Linked DNA regions of Homo sapiens: region 1 is linked to region 2. The links are chromatin contacts, found by POLR2A ChIA-PET in ENCODE. All regions are on one chromosome and are shown on one strand. Each heading gives the region's core, a stretch centred on a gene start or an enhancer-like site at or near the end of the contact. The rest is flanking DNA. Distances are from core to core; before and after follow the strand shown. Region 1 overlaps TFDP1 (transcription factor Dp-1). Region 2 overlaps ATP11A (ATPase phospholipid transporting 11A).

Region 1 (2,700 bases), core at 175-2,674, 810 kb before region 2:
TTCACGTTTTTATCATTACTAATCCTATTCTATTAATATCTATAGGGCTTAAGATAAATTATGAAACCATACAGTTTTGTATTTTCTGAAAAACAATTTTAACATCTTTACGTTGTCAGAGCCAGATGTCTAAGAGTTACTATTTTGCCCACCATGCTGGAGATGTTTTGTTTGCTTATCTGGCCAAGCACAACCCCTCTGCAGGTGAGCAGCTCTGCAGGTGAGCGGCTCTGCAGGTGAGCGGCTCTGCAGGTGAGCGGCTCTGCAGGTGAGCGGCTCTGCAGGTGAAGGGTTCTGCAGGTGAAGGGCTCTGCAGGTGAGCGGCTCTGCAGGTGAAGGGTTCTGCAGGTGAGCGGCTCTGCAGGTGAATGGTTCTGCAGGTGAAGGGCTCTGCAGGTGAACGGTTCTGCAGGTGAAGGGCTCTGCAGGTGAACGGTTCTGCAGGTGAGCGGCTCTGCAGGTGAGCGGCTCTGCATGTGAGTGCCTCTGTGACTGGCTCGCAAGCAGCATTTGTGCACACTTGACTGGCCACAACAGAATGTTCTTCTCTGTTGTCAGCACTGAGGAGGAAGCTCCTGCCTAAGCGACCACAGCCAGGCACCCGCTCCATGGAGACATTGCTCTCTCCAGACTCCATTCAGACTCAGGAAACCTGAGCTCCTGGAATGCAGGCTGAGGCAGCTCCCACACAAAAGCTATCTACTCTGGCAGTTATCAGAGGCCTCCGTTGCACAAATCACACACCTACTGTGCCTGACGTGGCTGGGCCTCCAGCAGGACCCGCTCCTGAGAACACACGGGTGCTAGTCCAAGTTCACAGCACGGCTCAAGTCACTCCCACAAACCTCTCTATACAAACACACAAAGCTCTGGGAGGCTACCCTGCATCCAAGAGTCACCATCTCACACCTGGAACAAGGGTTACGGCCACAGAAATGTCATGACTGGGCTAAAAACAGAGGCTGGGCTTTTAACATCCTTCGGGTTAAAAACAGAGAAATACAAAGAGAGAAAAAGCTGATGGCCTCTCCTGACAGTTTTGTAGGAGGCTGGCAGTTTGAAGAGGCCAACCAAAACTTATACCCTCCCTTCCTATAACCCCCTTCCTAACAGCTCTACAAAGACCAGTGCGTGTGTCGGGGGGCAAGGGGCACAGTTAGTTCACAGGCGACGGTCACGAGTGAGGAATTACGTAAGCAACACTAAGCTTCTGACCACACATCATTGCTAAATTTCCTCCTCCACTTAGAACCCTAAAGCCGACAGATATGAGATTGAAGCAGGAGGAAAGTAAAGACACAACAAAGGGAGATGCTCTTTAGTAAGCAGTCATTCTGGGCTAAGAGGATATGTATAATCAATGGCCACATGTGCTGGGCACTCCCAGATGAGCAGCAAACGAGGGACCCGGCCTGGCGCCGCAGACGGTGAGCCTGCACTGCACACAGCCATGATCTGTACCTGAGCGCTCTCCACGGATTTACTATGTTAAAAATCATGAGCACTCTACGAGAAAACGGCAGCAAATAACAAAAGGTAGCAAAACGCAGCCACCGAAACCGTGACTGGAAGGGTCCCAGTGACTACAGACAGGAGCCACCACACGGCATGGAGAGGACAGACACTCCACGCACCAGCTGCGAAAGTGCACGCTCAAATGTACACTTACACACTTACTCTTTTTTTTTTTTTTTTTGGAGACAGAGTCTCACTCTGTCACCCAGGCTAGAGTGCAGTGGAGCAATCTCAGCTCACTGCAACCTCCGCCTACAGGGTTCAAGTGATTCTCCTGCCTCAGCCTCCTGAGTAGCTGGGATTACAGGCGTGTACCACAGCGCCCCACTAATTTTTATATTTTTAGTGGAGAGGTGGTTTCATCATGTTGGCTAGGCTGGTCTTGAGCTCCTGACCTCAGGTGATACACCTGCCTCGGCCTCCCAAAGTGCTGGGATACAGGCTTGAGCCACCATGCCCAGCCTACTCATTTTGAGACAGGGTCTGGCTCTGTCACTCAGGCTGGAGTGCAGTGGCACAATCACAACTCACTGCAGCCTCGACCTCCCAGGCTCAAGCGATCCTCCTGCCCCAGCCTCCCAAGTAGCTGGGACTATCTATAGACATGCGCCACCATGCTTGGCTACTTTTTTTTAAAATTTTTTATAGAGATGGGGTCTCCCGTTGTTGCCCAGACTGGTCTTGAACTCCTGGCCTCAAGCAATCCTCCCACTGCAGTCTCCCAAAGCACCGGGATTTCTGGTGTGAGCCCCTGCACCTGGCCTAAACGTGTGGAACAGTGTGGGCAGATTCTCAGTGAGCCTGGATCACCTCTAGGTACAGGAGGTGCACAAGCAGCCCTGAGGTAGAGACAGACAAGCACACTTCCAGGCCAGCTGTGGCCTCCCGGATGGCCTCCCTGAGGACGAGGCACAGGCCGGGCAGGATTGCACACATCAGGGAGGAGAGTGCAGGCAGCCATGGGGCCAGGTCACCCTCAGACAGGGGCAGGGTGGACCAGGCAAAGCGAGAGGAAAAGCTCCTATCAGCACTGCGGGGCCGTAGGCATGATATGAGTAAGAGCCCACCTGTGACACAGAAAGCCTAAAAACCCACCACTACCAAATGCTGGTGAGGAAGTGGAACTGCCAGACACACAAAGTGTGTGTGCAAATGTTCACACCAGCATTTTGCTCTCAGGAAACA
Region 2 (2,700 bases), core at 178-2,677:
AATAAATTAATCATAGGTGAGGGGCACCATGTCCTTGCTCTTTCATTAGCCGTGTGGCAGTTACCTGAGAATAAAATGTCACTTATTTAGATTTATATGTGATGAGATGGAAAACAATGACCGGCCTTACCTGCACCAGAAATATGATAAGGAAATAAAAGTTGGCTACTCTTCTGAATTGTTCAAATAAATTCTTGGGTATAAAGTTCCAAAATGTGTACTGCATAAAAGAAAAACAAACATCCATCATTGAGATCAGATTTTACTCTTGTAGTGTTACTCTAGGGCATAGTAAGTAGCACTGGATTTTACAGTACAAAATGTTTAGCTTTAGATATAAAACTCATAATTCATAATTTAGAGTGTTTGTTGACAGCTAAGACAGCTTAAACAAAGTGTGTACTCTGAAACACGTATGTAAATTACCTAACTCCAGAGAATTCAAGATAAAACGCAAGGTAGCTCAACAATAGTTTGATTATTAAGATGTCTTTTATAAAACGTAAACCTGTGATCATTAACTCAACACATTAGCATTTTACTTCAGTAATTTCTGCATGATCTCTCCTCTGAGTGAGAGCATGACAGCGAGCTGAATGGAAGCCTTCACCCAGCTCCAGGCAGCTTCTGAGGCAGGCGTGTTTCTTGTCCACAGCTCAGGCACAGGGGCTTTGAGGCCTCAGGGGGAAGGACAGGAAAAGGAGGGGAAGGAGGGCAGAGAGGGGATGGGGGGGAGGGAGGTGAAGGAGGGAAGGAGGAAAAGGAGGGGAAGGAGGGCAGAGAGGGGATGGGGGGAGGGAGGTGAAGGAGGGAAGGAGGGGAACGAGGGCAGAGAGGGGATGGGGGGAGGGAGGTGAAGGAGGGAAGGAGGAAAAGGAGGGGAAGGAGGGCAGAGAGGGGATGGGGGGAGGGAGGTGAAGGAGGGAAGGAGGGCAGAGAGGGGATGGGGGGAGGGAGGTGAAGGAGGGAAGGAGGGGAAGGAGGGCAGAGAGGGGATGGCAGGGAGGGAGGTGAAGGAGGGAAGGAGGGCAGAGAGGGGATGGGGGGAGGGAGGTGAAGGAGGAAAAGGAGGGGAAGGAGGGCAGAGAGGGGATGGGGGGAGGGAGGTGAAGGAGGGAAGGAGGAAAAGGAGGGAAGGAGGGCAGAGAGGGGATGGCAGGGAGGGAGGTGAAGGAGGGAAGGAGGGGAATGAGGGGAATGAGGGAAGGAAGGGAAGAAAGGAGGAAAAGGAGGGGAAGGAGGGCAGAGAGGGGATGGGGGGAGGGAGGTGAAGGAGGGAAGGAGGGGAATGAGGGAAGGAAGGGAAGCAAGGAGGAAAAGGAGGGGAAGGAGAGGAAGGAGGAGGAGGGGAAGGAGAGGAAGGAGGGGAGGGAGGGGAAGTAAGGCAGGGAGGGGAGGGAGAGGAAGGAGGGAAGGAGGGGAATGAGAGAAGGAGGGGAAGGAGGTCAGGGAGGGAAGGAGGGGAATGAGAGAAGGAGGGGAGGGAGGGGAAGGAGGGAGAATGCCCAGCCACCACAGCATCTCCTCTCCACACTTCTCATTTTGCTTCTGTAGCAGTTTCATTCAACTTCTGTGTTGAAAACAACAACGTCCCAGATGTCACGAACCTTCACTGAGTTTGGAAATAGTTTCTGAAATTTCATCTGACATGTTTTTACGCCGTAATGAAGACAGTCTACCGAAACCTGAAGAAGGTCTCACAGCCTGTGCTGCGGCCTCTGCCATCTGTGTGTCTCTTCAACGGGGCTTATTTCAAAATCCCATTCGAAGGTGGGTTCTGGCTCCTGGAAGCCAGAAGTAGTTGTCAAATTCTCATACCAAGAATTTCTTTAATTCCAGGCTCATGAATATAAGTTATTTACAATTCAATGTAACAACTAAAGCCTGGTATGGTCCTAAACTAACCAACATGTTCTGAATTTGGTGTTTACAAATATTTCAGAGGAAATCCATGTGCGTCTTTTAAAACTTCTCTGCCTCAAGTTTCCAGTGGCTTAGAGAGTATATAAGGAATTTCCATTTTCTATTCTAATTCACATTTACAAAGTGATTTTACCTTTCACAATAAAGTTCCTTAATGAGGGTAAAAACAGAGTAGTGGCTCCCCCCAGTTCATGACAACTACGGCCATATTTTCAGTTCCCATCTCAGGTTGACTGTAATAAAAAAGGCAAGGGGAGCTCCAGAAGAGAGTCTCTGGAGTTTTAAAAAAGAAACTAACTTTCCATGTCCTCCCTAGGTCATCCCGCCCTACCCATCCAAACACCCTTATTTTCCATGTGTTGTTTGATACCAGGTTTTTATCAGATGTGTGTTTTGCAAATCTATTCTCCCAGTCAGTGGCTCATATTTTAATTCTCTTAACTGTATTTTGCAAAGCTCAAGTTTTTAATCTTCACGAAGTCCAACTTATCAATTTTCCTTTCATGAACAGTGTTTTTGGTGTTATCCAAAAACTTGTTGCCAAACCCAAGGTCACCTAGACTTTCTCCTACATTTCTACAAGTTTCATTATTATACATTTTACATTTAGGTCTATGACTCACTTTGAGCTAATTTTCTTGAACGGTGTGTGATCACTGTCTAGAGTCACTGTTGCTGGGTTTTTTTTTTTTTTTTTTTTTGCATGTCCAGTTTTTCTAGCACTATTTGTTGAAAAGAAATAGTGCTTTTCTGTCTGCCCTGAATTGCCTTTGCTCC

Evidence for each region. ChIA-PET counts read pairs that join two places held with the same protein, here RNA polymerase II (POLR2A).
Region 1: POLR2A ChIA-PET joins it to region 2 with 14 read pairs in activated B cell. The contact joins two enhancer-like sites. POLR2A ChIA-PET finds 5 or more read pairs at or near these places in 3 of 52 experiments (MCF 10A, activated B cell and activated T-cell).

The regions. Positions count from the first base shown.
Region 1 is chr13:113,615,200-113,617,899 of GRCh38, reverse strand. The region is part of intron 3 of TFDP1 (transcription factor Dp-1); the gene reads right to left. Among named protein-coding and RNA genes, the nearest start is that of TFDP1, 32 kb to the right of the region's middle. RefSeq lists enhancers at 62-624, 625-1,188, 1,753-2,316, 2,317-2,700. Within about 2 kb of position 1,424, at least 4 of the 41 ENCODE cell types and tissues checked have a DNase peak (open chromatin) inside an H3K27ac peak, as active enhancers do.
Region 2 is chr13:112,802,477-112,805,176 of GRCh38, reverse strand. It overlaps ATP11A (ATPase phospholipid transporting 11A), which reads right to left. Exons shown (of 30, transcript NM_015205.3): 3 at 131-220. Among named protein-coding and RNA genes, the nearest start is that of ATP11A-AS1, 49 kb to the right of the region's middle. RefSeq lists enhancers at 1,533-1,772, 2,599-2,700. Within about 2 kb of position 1,427, at least 2 of the 41 ENCODE cell types and tissues checked have a DNase peak (open chromatin) inside an H3K27ac peak, as active enhancers do.